Linked DNA regions of Mus musculus: regions 1, 2 and 4 are each linked to region 3. The links are chromatin loops, found by intact Hi-C in ENCODE. Cell type or tissue: left cerebral cortex. All regions are shown on one strand. Region 1 has its middle 140 kb from the start of Pth2r. Region 2 has its middle 290 kb from the start of Crygf. Region 3 overlaps Pth2r (parathyroid hormone 2 receptor). Region 4 has its middle 230 kb from the start of Pth2r.

Region 1 (5,000 bases), 120 kb after region 3:
CAAAGATGCTCGGGCACTTCCTGATTGGTTGCCCGTGAGCAGTGTTTTGTTTGTTTCCTGAAACTGACTTGTTTTAGACTTTTTCAGTTCTGCGAAAAAGAAACTTAGGCTAGTCTCCCAAACAACCAGTTTGCAGCTTGTCATGGAGTCAGCCTGGCTCTGGCTAACTCTTTCCTTGCACATAGAGCTGTAATTCCCAATCAGGGGCTTAAAAATTATAAGCAAAAGACCGACATATCTCTATTAGTGCAAGGACAGCTAGGTCTGCATAGTAAGTTCAGGTCAGGCAGAGCTGCATAGTGTGATATAGTCTTGAATAAAAGAAACAAAATGAGGTAAAATTCAAAACCTTGGTGATTGTGATGTAACACAGTGGTAGACTACTTGTCTAGTATGTACAAGTCACTAGGTTCAATCCCCAGTATCATAAAATATCAACACATTATCTTAAACACAAACTTCCCAGAGATTTTAATTAAACAGTGTTTTAAGTCCCATTATAAACCATTCACGATTAGTGGTTTAAGTGTTTCAAAAGTTCATGTATGGAAGCACGATGCCCATTGTACAGTGCTGGTAGGTGGGGGCTAATGGGAATTGATTGGGTCATGAGTGCAGAGGCCTTAAAAATGGGCCATCTTTATCCCTGCATATCTTGTAGGTAGGGCAGATTTAGGGTCCAAGGTTTTGTAAGTGGGTTGGTGTCCCTCACTGGAAGACCTGCCTGGCTACAGGAGGTGGCCACTTCAGTCTCCATATCCCAAGCTGGTAGGAGTCACAGCTAGAGTCACCACTATATTCTCCCAGGAGCCTCCCCTGTCCCAGAAATGCCCCACCCCCATTAATTTCCTTCTCTCTTCTAGCCCATTCATCCCCAACCCCACACCTGATCACCATTGCTGTACCCTCCCCATCCCCTCTCCAAACTAGTTCCCTCTCTCAATCCACTTCTGATGTTTATATTATTTCCCATTCTGAATGAGAGTCAAGCATTCTATCTTAGGCCCTCTTTGTTACTTAGCTTCTTTGGGTCTGTGCATTGTAGTGTGGGTATCTTGTATGTACTTTATGGCTAATATCTACTTATAAATGAATACATACCATGTGTGTCTTTCTGGGTCTGGGTTCCATTCTTCAGTTGAGAGACACCTGGGTTGTTTCCAAATTCTGGATATTATGAATAAAGCTGCTATGGACATAGTTGAACAAGTCTCCTTGTGGTATGGAGGAGCATCTTTTGGGTATATGCCCAGGATATATCCAATTGAGTTATAACTGTCCCAATTTTGTGATAGAGATGAGATGGGGGAAAGAACAGACAACAAATACTAAAAATACAGCTCTTAGAAACCAGTCTATAGATAAGATTTTATGTAGTGTCTTATGTATTCAGCACTGGAGAAATTATGGGAAATTTTATGGCTACAGACTTAGCCAAGTCCTCAAGAAGCTGGATGGTAAGCAAATGTTTACATATGATTAAGGACATAATCACATTGTGAAAAGTGCTGCAAAGCACAATTACAGGAGATTTTTCAGATGAAAGAATGGAGATATACTTCACCTATAAGGCTGCGATGGATGAACCAGGGAGAAAGCTGCCAGAGGTATGAAGAGGAAATCAAAACGGAAAAGTCAGAGGGAAGACTCTATTTTATTAATGAGTGTGTCTTCTAGACATTGTGTCATTTTAAACAGCCAGCTTGTCTTAAAGAGAAGACTTTTACAGGAGTCATTTCTTAGAACTATTCTAAGAACTCTGAGAACATGTAAGAACTGTTAATAACACATATGATTAGATCATGAGTTGGTATCTGGATAGTCTGTCAGATTTAGCTACCTACTTGAGCTTAATCGACTCTCTAGCCCGTTAGAGGGTGAAAGCCTTTAGATCAGTATGTCTCCCACCTGTTCTGCATTATGCATAATTACATGATCTAAAACTGGCTGTGCCAGTGGCAAGAGCAGTTATAAGTTATAACCTTTCAATCAGAAGTAAGATTATACTTCATTCATTTGTAACCCTGCCATTTTGTGCTGACCACAAGTCAAGTAGAATATAAATTCCACCAAGATCAGAATGACTTTCAGTAAACTGGAACAATGCACCCCCATAATATTCAGTTTCATAAAACTATCACGTGAATTCTTTTTAGTTATTCGGTTTTTCCATCAGGTCTATAATAGATTTGAACGCATAGAAATGAGTTTATTGTCATACTGATTCATTAGAGGCATTAACTGTGACCTAGTCTATGGATTTTAAAGTACTTGTTTGTCTGTAAGCATTTGAAAAGTTAAAATTCAAAGTGGGAAGATGCTGGTGTTTTCAATTCCATCTAATCAGTGGCCATAAAACATACAGAACTCAATTTAATGTTCAGGTCAGACATCAATGAATTTTTTCCATATTAGTTCTGTTGCCCACGTGGAACCATTCCTGATTCAAGCTTTCCATTTCATCACCAAGCTGCTGCACACACCAAATTCAAGAATTAAATCCGATGGATTATATTCACGATTGCTCTATAATAAGTTACTCTAAATGTAGGGTCTTTTTAAAAACAATGTAAATAGGTTTTTCTCTCATACAGTACATCCTGCCCACTCTCTGCATCTGCTCCCATCTGTTGCTGGAAGAAATCTCTCTGATGATAACTGAGCAAGGCACCAATCTACAGTATAACGTAATATCATTAGAAATCATTTCATTGATTTTTTTTAGCTGTTGTGCTCGATTCCATTTTAGGTCTCTGAGCTATATAGTTTCAGGTTTCTGGATATCTAAAACCAAGCATTGGTTTAACACTGATCCAGTACATCCTGCAGTAAGCACAGATTTTAGGTCAAGGGTTCTCTGGCAGGGTTGGTGTCCAGGTTTCTCTTTCCATAGCCTATAGAGTACTTTCCCATACCAAAATCACTAGATCTTAGGGGTGAAGGTTCCATGTAGGCACCAGCTTGATCTTTTGACATTCTATGAGCTGTGTGGATGTTGTCCTCATCTATGGATCTTTGCTGTGAGTTTTCAGTGAGTGATCTGTCTTAGCATCAGCCTGGGTTGCTTATAGACCTCTATTGGACCCTCTAGGCCAACAATCAGCTGAATGTAACCCAGTCCCACCACTGGATGCCTTGCTTGGCTATAAAACATGGTTAATACAGACTGGGTATCTTAGTTAGAGTTTTACTGCTATGAACAGACACCATGGCAAAGGCAACTCTTATAAGGACAACATTTAATTGGCACTGGCTTGTAGGTTTAGAGGTTCAGTCCAGTATCATCAAGGTAAGAACATGGCAGCATGCAGGCAGGCATGGTGTAGGAGGAGCTGAGCATTCTACATCTTCATCTGAAGGCTGCTAGCAAAATACTGGCTTCAGACTGCTAGGATGAAGGTCTTGAATCCCACATCCACAGTGACACACCTACCCCAACATGGCCACACCTTCTAATAGCGCCACTCCTTAGGCTGAGAATGTACAAACCATCACACTGGGTGTCCTCTATTAATAGGTGTCTTCACTAGGATCACCCTCATAGATTCTAGGAAGTTTCCATTGTACTAGCCACACTGCTCCCAAATGCCACCTAATTCCATTCTCCCTGCAGTCTTGCCCTCTGCCCTTGCCCCCACCTGATTCCTCCTGCTCCTGTCTCTACCTAAACCTAGAACATCTGCAGAATCTATTCTATTTACCCTTGTGACCCTCCTCTTTACCTAACCTCTCTGTGTCTCTGGATTGTAGCTTGATTATAGTTAATATCCATTTATAAATAGTACATATTGCATTTGTCTTTCTGAGTCTGCTTACTTCGCTCAGATTTTCTTTCTATCTAGTTGCATCCATTTACTGCAAATTTCATGATTTTTTTTTAACAGTAGAGTAATACTCCATCGTAAATCAGCAGTTATCAACATGTGGGTTGTGATCCCTTGGAGTCTCATATCACATATCTTGCATATCAGATATCTATATTGCAGTAGATTCACAATAGTAGCAGAATTACAGTTATGATGTAGCAGTGAAACAATTTTTTGGTTTGGGGGTTCACCATAACATGAAGAACTATTGTAGAAAATCACTAGACTATAAAAGTACCACATTAAAAAAATCTGTTCTTAATTGAGGGACATCTAGGCTATTTCTAGTTTCTGCCTATTATGAATAAAGCTGTAATGAATATAGTTGAGCAAGTGTCCTTGTGGTAGGATGGAGTGTCCTTTGGGTCTATGCCAAGTGTGATATAGCTGGGTTTTCAGACAGATTAAATCCTAGTTTTCTGAGGAACCACCATATTAGTTTTGATAGTGGCTGTACAAGATTGCTCTCCTCACAGCAATGGAGAAATGTTCCCCTTACTCCACGTCTTCACCAGCATTAGCTTTCACTTGTGTTAATTGACCTTAGTCATTCTGACAGGAGTGAGTTAGAATTTCAAACTAGTTTTGATTTGCATTTCCCTGATATCTAAGGATATTGAACATTTCTTTAAATGTTTCTCAGCCATGTGAGATTCCTCTATTGAGAATTCTCAGTATAGAACTGTACCCCATTTTCAAATTGGATTGTTTTATTAATATCTAGTTTTTGAGTTGTTTATATATTTTAATATCAGATTTTTTCTATTGGATATGGAGTTGGCAAAAATATTTTCCCATTATGTAGGCTACTTTTTTGTATGATTGACAGTGTCTTTTGCGATACAGAAGCTTTTTGATTTTGTAAGGTCTCATTTATTAATTGTTGTCCTTATTTCTGTTCGGAAAGATGTCTCCTGTACCAAGGAGTTCAAAGTTGTTCCTCATTTTTTCTTCTATTAGCTTCAAGGTGTCTGGTTTTATGATGAGATCTTTGATTTATGTAGACTTGAGTTTTGTGTAGGGTGCTAAATATGGATCCATTTGGATTCTTCTATGTGTAGACATTCATTTTGACCAGCACCATTTGTTGAAGATGCTGTCTTTTTTCCAGTGTGAATTTATTAATTTTTAATA
Region 2 (5,000 bases), 310 kb after region 3:
GTCTTTAAAGTTCTGAGTCTTGAGGTGACCTTAAAAAAGAAAATCTATAAATAGAAAATTAAATAAATTCACAATAACAACACAGACTTATTCTTGAACATTTCTTTCACAGTCTGGGAATAATTTTATGTATTTTGAAACCAGTGATGGCAGAGACAACATGTTAGATATTGTAGGCAATATAATTTTATATATATATGTGTGTGTGTGTTTGCATATACATATGTATACACATATATGTTGTAGGTCATATAATTCCAAATATATATTACATAATATAATTGTTGAGATGTATTATATACTATAATATAAATTTATATATCATTGTGATAATCATCACAAACAGTTTTTATGTGGGTTATGCCTTAAATATATGTCTCCTATTTATTGTATTTTTGAGGCTCATGATATTTGAAGATGATAGATAATACCTTTTTCATGTCAGGATTACAGAATGATAGATATTAAAAAATACTTCTTGGATGGTGCATATATCCTGGATTAGAAGCATTCCATGTATCATAAATAGTTGCTTCTTTACTTACTGCCTATAAAATGACTTGTTATATAAAATAAGACAGATTTTCCCCAAAGTTTTAGAATACTGTGATGTTCTTTGTTCTGTAGTGAAAGCCAGAATTTTGTTCAGAAGAAATAAATAGATGTTACTTAAAGAGAGCTTTGTCACGATAAGGTACTCTTTTAACAAGAATCACTCATCTGGTAATGACTTTCTAAATAAAACTAAGAAATGTCTGCACCTTGAAAATGAAATTTGTTCCATAAAAGATATGAATGAGCCCTGTTAGAGTTATGTGTCATTCTTGGCTGCTCTAACCCTCTGCTTCCCCTCTCCAGGAGGCAGGAAATTTCATCTTTTAGAAAGTATGGAAGGAAAAAAGTGCTGCTATCAACATGGCATTGTTCATTACACTGAATGCTGAGAAATCAAAGTTATTGTAGACTTTAGTAGTTCTATTTTCCTTTCTTAGGTACAGCTTTTCAACTCCTCTTAAGAAAATATCTTTCCTTATGGTAATTTTATAAGTGACCAGAATATCTTTAAATGAACTTTATTGAGGTATGGTTACCATAGAAGAAACTTTCCCACTTAAAAAATATATTTGAATGATATTTGACAAAATTGTACACTGAGGTAATTACCAGCATAATACAGATGCCAGGTATTTCTATCACTAAAATCAATTCCCTTATGTGCCATCCCTAGTATTTATAATAAAGTTATTATAGATGTTCTTGTACAGATTTTTGTTAAATATAAGCTATATTTTGGTTTGACACAAATCAAGCAATGGGCTTAATAGGTGAAATGTAAATGCATTATTAAATGTTTAAGAACCTATTGAGTCATTCTTTTCAATGATTATATAGTTTTGATGTTCATATATATACATATATATGTATGTATACATATATATATATATGTATTCATCAATGAGGATGAAGTATCAGTTATAATTATACAAATATCAATAGCAAATAATATCTGTTCCTAAATATTATAAAATAATCAAGTTTTGAGGCCGAATGAAGAAATACAGGATTTAGCAGAATGTTTCTAATAAAGCCCACATCAATTATGGTTTAAGTTTTTGTTTCTATGTCTAGAGAGGCATATAAATATGAGCCATAGGGATAGATGGGTTGGATAGCCCTTGCCACACAAACTTAATGATCTGAGTTTGATTCCCAGAACCCATGTGAAAAAGTTGGAGATTGTTGCATGTGACTGTAATCCAAATGGTACGACAGCAAGATGAGAAGCAGAGACGGAATTGCTTGGATGTTCACGGGACAGCTAGCCAGGAGTATCACAGCACAATAGAAACAGCATGAGAAAGCCTACCTCAACCAGTTAAAGGAGAGAACCAACTCTGGAAAGTTATTTTTCTGACCTCCACATGTGTACTATGGCATGGTGGGTAATCTTACTCTAATGCAAATTGATGAGAGTGTTATTGCACAGTTAACTATAACCTCAGAAATGTCCACAGTTAGGTTAAACTTATTTTGTTGACTGTAGGTGGCACCCTATCAGCATACTCCAGCAGTATAACTCCAAGTACCAGAAGATGAATGAAAGATACTGCTAAAAGAATCATGAATACTGTATAACAGAGAGAGTAACATGCCTTATGGAACTCTCCTTAATTCTTTATTCACATTTTCTGCTGGGTGCGTTGTGGCTATTAAGGGTCTCTGCTGCATCTAGTTTGGGGATGTTTAAACTCAGCAAGCAAACATTGCAGCAAATTTGCTGTGCATGCCCCAGAACCCATTGTCACTGTCTTTTTACCCTAAAAATGAATACAAGTATAAATAGCAAAAGACGTGGAACAAAGTATCTCTTCAAATCTGATCTCTGTCGATGCAGGGACTCATTTGGAGTTTTCAGTGTTAATCGAAGACTTGAGTGCTGCCCTTGGTGGCATGCCTTGTTCCTACCGAAGTTCAGAGCTTTGAGTGTTGCTTTTAATTAGTCTGCTATGCCTTTTTCTTCCTCTTTCTTTACAAAGCTTTCGTGATGATCTGTGGCATACTCAACATTTGTCTTTAGTCACACTAGTCTGATTTTCTGTGCCACCAATTGCTTGTACAAAGGTCAACTCTAATCTGCTTTATTTACAAGAAAAAAGACCCAAAGTTTCAAGAATATATTAGTTTTTCCCATCATTTAACTTAATTCATTTATTCAGGCAATCAAATAGAAGAATAAAAGTATTTTAGGCATTGGTAGTATAAGTATGAAATACATGACTCAGAGTTTTAAAGGCATTTATAGATTAGTGAAGACAATGACCCCAAAACAAACAGCCCAAACTATAAGGTGACAAGTCACAGAGGTGTATTTGCTTAACAGGGACCCAATTCTTATTGTTTTCTAATAAGTAATGTACATTCACAAATGAAAAATACTTTGTAATTTAAGGAACTTCATGGACTATTTGACTTTAAAAAGAAAAAAATTTAATTTGGGGAAGGATATTTTTAAAAAAATATATTTGATTTCTAAGAAGCAAACTGTGGACTTTCAAATAAATAATGATATTTGACCTAATGACTGCTATGTTTTAACAAATATTAAAATACTAATTTCAATATCCCCAATAGCAATTTTATGTAAATGCTATGAAATGCTTATGCTATATGTTCTGTAATTTCTCATATTGTGTAAAAGTATGTTATCAATCAGCTAAAATCAAAATGGGATATTATAATATTAAGTGTATAGCCTTGAGTGCAGACATAACAGTCCCCAAATAATATAGGTATGTGGGTAGACAGATATATAGATAGAAATAATCTCCTTTTAAAGTGATTCACACTCTTTAAGAAGAAGAAATGAGTTAACCTGACTATTTTTATATTTAAGTGTGTGTGTGTGTGTGTGTGTGTGTGTGTGTGTGTGTGTGCATGTACATATATGTAGAGACTAGAGTTAAATATCTTCTATTTCTTCTTACTTTTACTGTTTTAGAGACAGGGTTGCTCACTGATTCTAGAGCTCACCAGTTCAGCCATGGCTAGGCAGCAGGACTCAAACACCAGCTTGTCTCTGCTTCCAAGTGCTATAGGCATGAGCAGTCACCCCTGGCTTTTATGTGGATGCTGTGAATTTAAACTCAGGTCCTCATGCTTGCTCTGCAGTGATTTTCTTCACTGTGCCTTCTTCTCAGTCCCCATTTTCAACTCTTAGTATTATCCACAATAGAGCAAAGCCCATGTTTCAGAGAGAGAGAAACTGCATAAAGGTAAGGAGGATGTGTAACCGAGAATCTAATATAAAGTCTTTTAATAACATTCTACTTAAATAGTGATAAAATGTGACTTGAAATCAAAACTTCCTTAAAAAAACTAAACCTTCTTTAATAATTTCAAACTTAGAGTCTTATACCATTATACCATATACAAATCTATGAAATGTTAAGCACCTAGCCAAACTTGTTGTTATTGTTTTATTGCATTTTGTCATGTGTTTTGGCTTTAATGAAAATCACTGGTTATTGACGTCTTCAACCTTCTATATAGGCTTGTTAAACCAGCAGCCTAGGAGGTGGTGGTCTGGTTTGTAAAATCTGTTGCACACGGAATGATGGTTAATGATCACCATTCATATTCTCATTTTGTTACATTCAAGTTTCAGAAGAGAAGGAAGGGGAACAGGATCAGATGCATCAACACCAGCATTTTATAAAGTAAACAAATTTGTCCCTAATTATAATGAATGAAAATAGAATGGATGCAAGACACAAAAGCTAGCTTCTGAGGAATGTTACACAAATGCCCAGTAGATCCTAAGGGTCTCCACAGTAACTAGAAGTTTCAAATATTGATTCATTTACCTAAAGTCCAAGCTGATGTTTGGGTTTTCTGACTTCCTTGTGTCCAGGTAATGAATGCTGTGTTCTCTTCTGCATAAGGATGCTCAGTCTAATATATGGGCATTATGATGATGATGATGATGATGATGATGATGATGATGATGAATGCTTTATTGCTGCATCCTGACATTGTATTATCAGCATAGCTTTATGTTTTTCTTAGTATTATTCCACCAGGGGTGCTATGTCTTTTAAAAGTAATACGAACTCTGCTTTGATCTAGTATACTGCTAGAAATTCTAAATTTCTTTATGCATGCTGGTCATGATAAAATATATTAAGATGCATTAAAAGCAGGCTGATCTGTTGTGTTCAGAATTTTTTTGAAAATGCAGATTCTCTTAGAGTGGTTATAATTTAAATGGCAACATCTGCTGCCAATTCCATGAATTTCTTATAAAATAAAATTAGAGAATTAAATATAAGATTTTCATGAGACGAGGCCTGGGTAATTGGAAATTAAATGTTTATAAAAACTTGTTTAAATCAGTTAGGAATTTTATGTTTTTATAAAAAGTAGTCAATAAAAAAAATCATAACACCTACATTCAATTTGGGGCACCCATGAGAGTGTAGCCACTATTGGGACACTCATTT
Region 3 (5,000 bases):
TCACCAAGGCTTTATATTCTGTAATATACAAATCTCAAAACAAAATTTTAGTATCATCAAGATAAATTTTTTGTTTGATTATCTGGAATCTAGTCCTCTGGGAGTCTCCCTTCATCATATCTGATCCATATAACTCTGGAAGGTGTAAAGACTCTAATCACCTTTTCTAAACATGTAAAAACAAAACGGTTCTCCCCAAATAGCATATCCTTTAGTCAGCAACCAGGAAAGCTTGTATCCTGCCCTCTTTTCCAGAGGAATAATAGTAAAACCACAAAACTCAAAATCAAACCCATTTTGAAAGTTAAAACAAACCAAAAAAAGAAAGTAAACTAAAATACTGTGTGTGGCTATTCTTAGGCCTTTTCTATTTTGCCAAGCAGGATAAAACCCCAAGATTCCTGTGGAGCCCATGTTAGACAGAATTTGAGTATCCTGGGAAGCATACAAAGCAATCTTCATATCATCTTACTGGTCGGCTCTCTGCCTAGAGCAGCCATCTTGTTATACCATTTATCTGTTTGGCTCTCTGCCTGGAGTCACAGATATAGTTTATTTATATCTGTATAATATCTATCAGTTGCTTAATTATAGGTATAATTAACTAAAAACACTCTGCACTTTAATGTTGTTAAAATCTCGACTGACATTTTGAATTTATTAGCTAACAAGAAAATTTTATTTTAAGTGATCTTAAAGTTGAAATCAGATATAAAAATATTTAGAAAGAGGCTGTTAATGCTACATATAACTATTGTAAAGCTATATGAAAACACATGAACTGAAATAAGTATTATAACATACCATTAACTATAAATTCTATGTAATAAGCATATAGTATTTTTTTTTTTATTTCTGAAAAAGTTTGGGACTGGTGAGATGGCTCAGAGATTAAGACCTGTTTTTGCAGAGGACTCGAGTTCTATTCCTAGTGCCCCCATAGTGGCTCACAACCATTTATAACCCAAGTGCCAGGGTTTGGAGCCTGTTCTTACTTCCTTATGTACTGCACATATGTGGCTCTCATTCATGTGTTCAGACAGTCATACAGATAGACACTAAATATGTAAAAAAATCTATAGTAAGAACAGAAAATTCAAATGTTTGTGAAAGGAAAGTGATGCATAAATACAGATACCTAGTCCAAAAATTATTGAAGATTTACAAACAAAAAAGCAAAGGTTTTATGCCTTCTGGTCCTCCTTCCAAGTATGATCTTATTTTGTTATGAGTAATTTAAGAGCTAAAAGGATAAAAATCTGGATTTTCTAAATTTTAGACCATTCTGTGTAAATATCATAACTGAATGATAATTAGCTTTGCTTAGGATAAAGAAGGGAATGAGAGTTATAATTAGTGGTGTTAATTTATAAAAATGAGAATGACATGGGATTAGTAATTAGTGTTGTGTCAGATAATCCAAGTATTTCTCACAGGAGGACACAGGAGAAGACATTAATTAGAGCTCCACACTGTATGCTTGGGGTCCAGGCTTCCTTAGTCTTTCTAACCTTTTGTGACTTTTTATTCTTCTTGTCAAAAAGCCACCAGAGACATTAACATGTTTTGTAAAAATCTTGTTTTAAGGGCTGTTGGTTTTCTGAATTTGGGGGCAAGGTCTGAGGCTATGTTCATTCACTGATGGGGTAACATCTTGTAGAAACCAGAAATTTTTCTCAGAACCTAAGAAAATTCCTTTTCACGACTGTTCTAATACAGAGTAATTGTACAATATACTGACCCATAGATTTGACACTTAGATGAAGACTTTAACGCATCATGTGACTAACTCCCAAACATAGTACATGACATTAGAGCATGCATTTTCCAGACAGGAAAATAAGACCATGCTTCCAGGTCCAGTTTGTGTTGGTTGTGAAGTGTTTATTAGGTACATATTGATTGGACAGTAGAGTTAGCCTTCTGAAACAATAACAAACTCGGCTAAACAAGCTTTAAGAAAAGAGAATTATTTGGCTCTCACAGTCTTAGTTTTATTATATGACTGGTTGTTTCTGTTGCTTTGGGCTCACGGAAGGATAACATGGCAGAAACACATTATAAAGCAATACTTCTCAACTCTTAGAAAGAGGAATGTAGGAACGCTGGTCATATCATTCTTCCAGGGCATGCTTCCCATCACCTGAAGATACATCAGTGGGCCTTACACATTGAAGTTCCCACCGCTTCTCCATCACACATCCATGCCTAAGCCCATGGAGCTTTGTGGGGCATTGAAGATCCGAACTTTAGCAATGGTCCAACTTTGAAAAGACACATGCCTTACTAACAACAAAACAAATGGTCAGGAAGTCATATGGAATTCTAGCACATTCTAAAAGAAACTGATGGCAGACTGAGTTGTTAGTCACTGTGAGCAGCAAGAAAAGCAAAGGACCATTACCACATCCATCAACAGTAACAGAAACAGCGACAGCAGTAACATCATCATTACCATCATCACCATCATCACCATCACCACCATCATCATCATCATCAGCAGCAGCAAGAACAGAAGCAGCAAGAGCAACAGCAGATGCCGTAGAAAGAGAGGCAGATGAAGTGGCAGCAGAAGTAAGAGGCAGTGGGATGAATTCCCGGGTTGCCTGTGGTGTGTGAAGGCAGGCTGAGATTGTGAGGGAAGTGAGGCTGTTTCCAGGAATAGGTTCTTTTTTGTGAGAACAGTGTGGGTGAACGAAGACATTTTCTTTTCTTATCCCTTCAGAAAGACACAAAGCAGACCAAATGTTTGTTTCTGTGTAAGAATCAGACGCTGAGAAGTTACTCCAGGTTGATACTGGATTATGATCGGGCATGCCAGTGTTTGCATGACTTTCAAACTAGACAACTGGACATGATGAGTGCTAGTGAGTATTTGTGATGGCAGAATAATGGAGCCCCTAAGGAACCCACTGCTAGCACCTGGTGGTATGCCCGTATATGCTATGCTACATAGCCAAACGGACACTGCAAATGGAATTAAGCTTATGAACATTAAAATGTGGAAGCTATTCTGGATCATCTAGGTTGGCACAGTATAATCATCTGGTTCTTGAGGAATGGAGGAGGAGGAAGGTAGCAGAATCATTTGAGCTGTATGACAAGGAGAACTGCGAGAGATTCAAGATGCAAGAAGGACCTAGTCTCCACTGTTGACTGTGAAGAGGAAGGAAGGAGGTCAGGAGACAGTGATGTCACTCACCTGCCTTCTAAGGCTGGGCAAGTTCACTGCACACAGCCAGAAAGAAATCATTTTTCCCAGTGGATGAACTGAACGCTGCCAACTATTGAAACGAGCAAACAAATATACATACCTTCTGAGACTCCAGAAGAGAGCCCAGCCTGTCAGCTCTTGGTTTTGCCCCTGTGAGTTCATAAGCAAAGGCTCTACTGAGCCAGGGTTCAGACCTTGTTTAACACTGTGAAATTTGTCATGGAAAATGAATGCAGCACTCACAGCAAGTGTCTCTGTTGGGGACGTGGGGGTGTGATCTGGCTGACAAGCTCTCTTCTTGGAAGTTCAGTATATGACCAAAGGAAAGGAGCCCTGAAGAGCACAGCACTGATGGTGAGCATTTGTTAAGCCTTAATCAGTGTCAGGGGCTGTGTCAGGAGCATGGCTAATGCACGAGACAAAAGAGCTCCACCCTTGGTTCCTTCAATTCTCTGACTTAAGAAAACAATAGGAAAAAAAAAAAAGACCCATATAACATTGGGAGGTGTGGAGAACTGTGGAAGAATGACAGCAGGAGACAGGGGAGGGGTGATTTGTGGTACAATTTTGGACTGGGAATGTTTACTCAGAAGTTAACATTTAAGAAAGAGTCTGGAAGAGGTAAGTGAAGGAATATTGAGGTAATGAGGAGAAACAATGTTGAAACCCCAGAAAAGCAAGCTAAGCTGAACCTGGACATGTCAGTGGGACATACATCCTGGGGAAGGAAGATCATTAGTTTCTTCAGAAATGGCCAGGAAGTAGACTGTGGGTCAGTGACTGTGGTCATATGGGGGTTGGGGGTCAATGTGATAAGAGCAAATGTGAGTGTATCATTGGTACCAACTGTGTGAATCAGGCATGATAGAATACTCTAGCACATAACAGGGATCAGGAAGCAGCTTTACCTGCTAAACAGGCAGAAAGGACAAGAGAAGCCAAGGATTCATCAAGAGCCTATGGCTTGAATGCTATGAATGTTATGCTTAGTAACATTCTGGCGTGTATAGACTCTCTACTGCAGACTTATCACTTTCCAGACAGTTGAATCACTCTGAAAAGCTTCCTTCCCTGGGATGTACAAAGCAGAGAACACACAGTATGTTGCAGGAACTTCCTGTGTCTGAGAGGGAGCTGAACACAGGCAGGTCTTCTCTAGTCAGTCTTTGGCTATATCCTAACGTATTGCACTCCCACACTTTACACAGCTAATCATAAGAAGCACAAAGACAGTGGTGGGGAGGACTAGAGAAAATTGTCCTCCAGGAGGACAGTTGTCCTCCAGAGAGGGTTAGAGGTGGAGAGAGAAAGAAGAAAAGGTGGACAAGATGGAGATGGGGAAGGAAGAGGAGGAGGAGGAGGAGGAAGACAAGGAGGAGGAGAAGGAGGAAAAGGAAGAGGAGCAGGAAGAGGAGGAGGGAGTGGAGAGAGGGAATATGCCTTAAAAATGGCTTGCTGAATACTCTAGCTAGGGGTGTGACAGACTGGAAGGTTGTAAGAATGATGAGATTGTTTTCATCTTGAGATGTGCAGATCAAGATGTGTGTGAGGTGAGCATGAGACTAAAACTTATTGGTGAAAACCTACATCTTGAATCACTTTTGTGTACCAAGTTCTTCAACAGCAGCTTAAAAAAGAACCTCAGGTAAAATTGTAGCGACTACTGGGACAGTTGGAAGAAATATGCCACAGCTGTTCACAGTGACTCCCAGTGTTTCTTATACATGAATTGTCATCATTTTTATAGTGAGATAGTGAGTCCACTGGAATGATTTAGATACTTTAA
Region 4 (5,000 bases), 210 kb after region 3:
AGCCGAGATGGGAGATCCTTTCGGTATTCCAGAAGCCGATACCAGCTCGACATGACATTCAAATTTTTCCACGCTTTTTGATCCCTGAATTCCCCTTAAAGAGATAGCCTCTCTGGCTATCTATCCCTTGCTTCAGGGAAGATGAGCGGGGATGAGAGCCCTGGGATGTATGCTTGTTATAGTGTGTGTGTGTTTTTTGTGTTTGGCACATGTGTTAGGTGCAGAGTGTGCGGCCCGCACTTTAGCCATGGTAGCGTAGGCTTTTGCTGCAGTGGAGGCGGGACAATCTCCTCAGATTTGGTTTGCCGCTCTAAAAGAAATTATGCTGCGTTATGCCTTGGGGTGCGAGGCTAAGCACTGCACAGAGGATAGCTTGCTGTTGGCATCCTGTGGAAGGCAGGTCTGATTGCATGAAGGTTCAGTGTCCTAGTTCCCTTCCCCCAGGAAAAACGACACGGGAGCTGGCCAAGACCTCTCTGGGTGATGAGCCTAAGGGATGGTTTTGTGTAGGGCCCCTATGCTTGCACACTGGGGATCAGACCTCTACCTTCACCCATGAGGCTTGCTTGCAGCAATTAAGATCTGGCCATAAGTTAATTAACATCCTGGCCTTTTGATGCACCTGCCGCAAGCAAAACACAATCTCCCCAGGTGTGGCTTGGCATAATAGAGAGGTAGTCAGTGATAAGACTCCCTGGGCATGTCACCAACCTAAGACAGGGATCAAACCAATGCTGTTTGTCACCCAAGGACGGGTAAGGGGCATGGCTGCGGGGGGCTATCTACAGACATTCTCTCTGCCAAAAAAGAAAAAAGGGGGAATTGTTAGGAGCAGGTGTGGCGGCAGTCCTAAAGGCGCCAGGGACTGCAGCTAAGTCATATGACTTGCACCTGACTTCCTCATATAAGACACAAACATCTTGAGTGCTGCGCAGGTGTACCAGGATACAGGTGAATCCAATTTGGTGGAGATTTGCCCCTGCTGCCCTGATTAGCTGAAGCTGCGTGCCTGGTGAGGTGGCGTGGCCTGCTGTGCGTGGATGGGAACTGAGAGTATATAAGAGTGAGAGGCCCGGGTTAGAGGAGGATTATTATTCGAGAGAGGATTGTTATTATTGGGAGATATAAACGAGGGAGAGATACAAACAGGGGAGATATAAACAAGGGAGATATAAACAAGAAGAAATAGGACTGAATAAACGTGTGCAGAAGGATCCTGCTGTGGCGTCCTGCTTCCTGGCCAGTTGGGCGCGCTCGACAATTGCAGAAAGATAAAGGGAAGCCAAGGGGGAATACTATAGTCAGTTTTGATAGAAATATGGTCTTGGTGAAGCTCCTGAGTCCTCATGAATGACTGTGACTTTGGTGACAGCTCCCAAACCTACCAGATAGTCCATTTGGATTCAGTACAATGAGTAATTTTATCTTCCTTTGAGTCTGGGCTTTTACTTTCTTTTGACAAATAGGACTTCTCATTTTCCCTGCAGTATTCTCAAGAACAAATCTTAATCTGCAGTTTAGTCCATGTGAGCCTTAGAGTCACACTACGGACCCCAAATTTCACCTTCCATAGGCCCTGTTGTCTTGGTTTCTGAATCCCACTAATTATTGTTTATCTGCCAGCTTAGTGCACTTGTAGTCTAGGCAGAATTCACAAGCACTCTTAAGCAGCTCATCACTCTGGGTATCAGACAATATTCTCATTTTGTACTCAACTTACCATTTATTCCTACTGATTCCCTATAAGTTTTCAGACTGAAGTCCAAGTTCCTGACCATTGCTTAGGAAACAGTGAGCTGCCGTCTATGCCTCCCAGCTTCCTTCCTCACTGTGGCCAGCTTACCACAGTCATCCTGATTTAATATACTTTTCTACCATCCCACTTGCTCATGCTAGCTATTTTCCCTATATTCACTTCCTTTACCCAGCCTGATTCTGCTTCACTTCCATCATCTGTAGCATGTATATCAATGTAATTCTTAATAGTCTGTGCTCTTAATTAGTAACTGTTACATGTGTAGCAATGTGATTCATGTACAGTCTGTGTTCTTAAAGACTAAACTATCTGAAAGCAAAAGACATGCTTTTTCCATTGTAGTTCCTGGGCTAATAAGAAAAATGATATTTGGTTTTTAGTAAATATTTTAAAGCAAATAGAACGTACTGGGTGAGAGGTTGGGCCTTTGACATACACACCAAACAAGATGCTCAAGGATTCACAACAGATGAGACAGCCATAAACAAATATACTTACTTTTAAGTTTTTATTAGTTCTTTGAGAACTTCCTACAGTGTATTATCATCAGTCACTCTCCATCTCCCTACTCCTCCTAGGTCTTTCCCAATTTTTCAACCTACCCTGCTGATAAGAAGTAAGTAAGATAGTTATACACCCACATTCAGGGCAGAATTATTCACAATAGACAAAAAGTAGAATCAATTCAAGAATATACTTGTGGAGGAGCAGATAAGCACAATGTAGCACAATGTAGCATATACATACATTTAGAAACGTCCTCAGCTATAAAAAGGACAAGGGCTTTGACAGTTGTAAAAAAATGAACAGTCCTTGAAGGCATAATGCTCAGCCTAATATGATAGTCATAAACAAAAATTTTATACTTTCCACTACTATGAATTGCTTATAGTAGTCTATTCATTGAGATAGAAAGCACAATGGTGACAGACAACAGTCATGAGGAACTGGGTCCTATAATGATGTAAGGCTTCTGGATATTGGCTCCCCAGCAGGGTAGATGTGCTGAATTAATCTTTTAGGGTATTCAAGATTTTGAATTTCATGTTTTATAAATTTGACTACAGCTTAAATAAGAAGTTAATGAGAACAACCCTAGGATTAGAAAAGGAAAGACACGGTTGCCTCATGCAACTCACGGTATCACGAGGAGTCTGGAAGGCACACAACGGAAACACAGTTCTACATTTGTGGCTTGATGGACAATAGAACAAACTACCCAGGAAATGAATGCATGAATGGAAAGGCAGCTTCATCTTATTGAATGAACTTGCTGTGAGCTAGTGTAAATGACAGCTGTGCTTTTGGAAATAATGAGCTTGGCTCCTAGATCTCTAAAATTATGTTCTCTGGTGGATTTCCAGCAGAGATAAATGACAAGATTTAAAGCTTTCCTCTTACAAATTAATTTGAATTACTATGACATAATAAAGATCTCCGGGTAGTTCTTTATTATATGAATGGAAGTTCCTGCTGAATAGGCAGCTCTCAGCACCAAAGAGACAAATTCAAAGGTGCTGACATATCTAATTGAGCACCTGCATGGAGGATATGAAAGGATGATTAGTAATGTGTATCAGGGACTTCCTTAAAGATGGGTCTTCCAAATGCAAACCAGCATTAGTGTTCAAATATGAAGATTATATATCAGATTAGTACAAATACTCCAGATCCACAGCTGGGACCTTTCTCTAATTCATCTCTGAATTTGACCTCCTTATTATGTTTGTGATATATGTATATGTATATATATATATGTATATATATATATTGACTTGATTCTATAGTTTATTGTCTAATAGAATGGGTAAAATTAATTTTTTATCACATCATGGAGAGTTGCTTTGCCACAATATGTTTTTGTTAACATTGAGCAAAATGTTTAAGTGGTAGTTGGTATCACACAGTTCAGCTGTGGACCTGATGAAGTCGTTCTGCTTAGGATCTTACAAGACTGAAATCAGCATGCCAGCAAACATGATACAGTTTTGTTTTGAGGACCCAAGAAGGATTCATTTGTAAGCTGGTTCGGGTTGTCAGAATTTTGTTTCAGAATGAGGTTATTTTTTAAAAAAAAAAGAATTATTTATTTATTTTATGCATATGAGTACACTGTATCTGTCTTCAGACACACCAGATCCCATTACAGATGGTTGTGAGCCCACCATGTAGTTGCTGGGAATTGAAATCAGGACCTCTGGAAGAGCAGTCAGTGCTCTTAACTGCTGAGCCATCTCTCCAGCCCAGGTTCTTGTTTGTTGAGTGACTGTTAGGGTTGCCAACTTCTCCTAGGGACCATTCTTGGGTCGTGTTCACATGATTCCACCCCATCTTTAATGCAGTGAAGATGCAGCACTTCCCAAACTGAAGGACATGCAGTGTCTAACCTACTTTCTTCTTCCCATCCCTCCCCAGCTTGCTGGTTTTTTCCTGCTCACCTCGGAGAATGCTAAGTGCAGAAATAGAAACAACTGGAGAGCCACCAATGGAATCTAATACAATTTTGTGGTATACCCTGCTCCAGCACCAGCTCCTCTCTGTGAGGTGCATTTTTTTTTGTCCTGAAAGACCTCATTTTCCCCTCTGCTGAGCACAGTCTTTCTCTCTGTGCTTATATCCTGATCCCTAAAAGGGAGATTTCCATTTCATTCCAATACTCATCCATGTTGCAACACACTGACTAGTCACTGTGTCAGTACCCAAAAGACAAAATAATCAAGAATTTTGTTTTTCAGAATAGGCCAGGTGTCTGTTCTGTTGTTCGCTGTCCGCTCCCCAGGGGAACCCTTCAGGCTTGTTTCTTTCCTTTTCTACCCCTGATTAGCCCATCATGTTCCTGGCAAAAAGTAACAGGGCTAGGATAAGTGAAATTTTATAAGCAGGTGCTACACTCTGAGGTTTTTGTACTATACGAATGTTTCTTGGGATGTGAAATAATTTACTGATGAATATGAAATAGAAATGCCTTTCATGAAATCCTATCATTATGATCTTAAGCATTATCAGGTTACAGGAACCAAGAATTTCTGCTCTAGGTGATTTATTTTCTTATTCTGTCAGTCAGAATGGTTGCTCAAGCAAACACACTCCAGTATAACAGTTTTTAGATTTTAAACCATCCCACTAAGCTAATATATTTAACTATCACTATCAAGCTCAGTAATTTCAAATAAAGAAAAGGAAGTAATGTTATATTTATTGATAGTTATTCTGTGCTAAACTTACACAGATTGAATGCAATAGT

The links. A loop is a pair of places that touch in the nucleus more often than their neighbours do. Peaks named below come from ENCODE experiments on the same cell type or tissue, not always from the same donor. Only the 100,000 strongest peaks of a DNase experiment are listed, where the experiment ranks them.
Region 1: a loop joins it to region 3, with 4 times the contacts of the local background. A loop is called at or near these places in 2 of 42 quality-filtered maps.
Region 2: it touches region 3 in a loop (3-fold over the local background); 2 of 42 quality-filtered maps call a loop at or near these places.
Region 4: a loop joins it to region 3, with 4 times the contacts of the local background. A loop is called at or near these places in 5 of 42 quality-filtered maps.

Annotation. Positions count from the first base shown.
Region 1 is chr1:65,449,900-65,454,899 of GRCm38, forward strand. No RefSeq gene overlaps it. Among named protein-coding and RNA genes, the nearest start is that of Pth2r, 140 kb to the left of the region's middle. In left cerebral cortex, no CTCF peak of the experiment used is centred here; a DNase peak (open chromatin) is centred at 2,589.
Region 2 is chr1:65,638,369-65,643,368 of GRCm38, forward strand. No RefSeq gene overlaps it. Among named protein-coding and RNA genes, the nearest start is that of Crygf, 290 kb to the right of the region's middle. In left cerebral cortex, a CTCF peak has its summit at 2,057 (motif pointing right); no DNase peak of the experiment used is centred here.
Region 3 is chr1:65,331,527-65,336,526 of GRCm38, forward strand. The region is part of intron 2 of Pth2r (parathyroid hormone 2 receptor); the gene reads left to right. Among named protein-coding and RNA genes, the nearest start is that of Pth2r, 23 kb to the left of the region's middle. In left cerebral cortex, no CTCF peak of the experiment used is centred here; DNase peaks (open chromatin) are centred at 2,652, 3,430 and 4,225; H3K27ac peaks cover 2,097 bases.
Region 4 is chr1:65,541,389-65,546,388 of GRCm38, forward strand. No RefSeq gene overlaps it. Among named protein-coding and RNA genes, the nearest start is that of Pth2r, 230 kb to the left of the region's middle. In left cerebral cortex, no CTCF peak of the experiment used is centred here; DNase peaks (open chromatin) are centred at 2,982 and 4,156.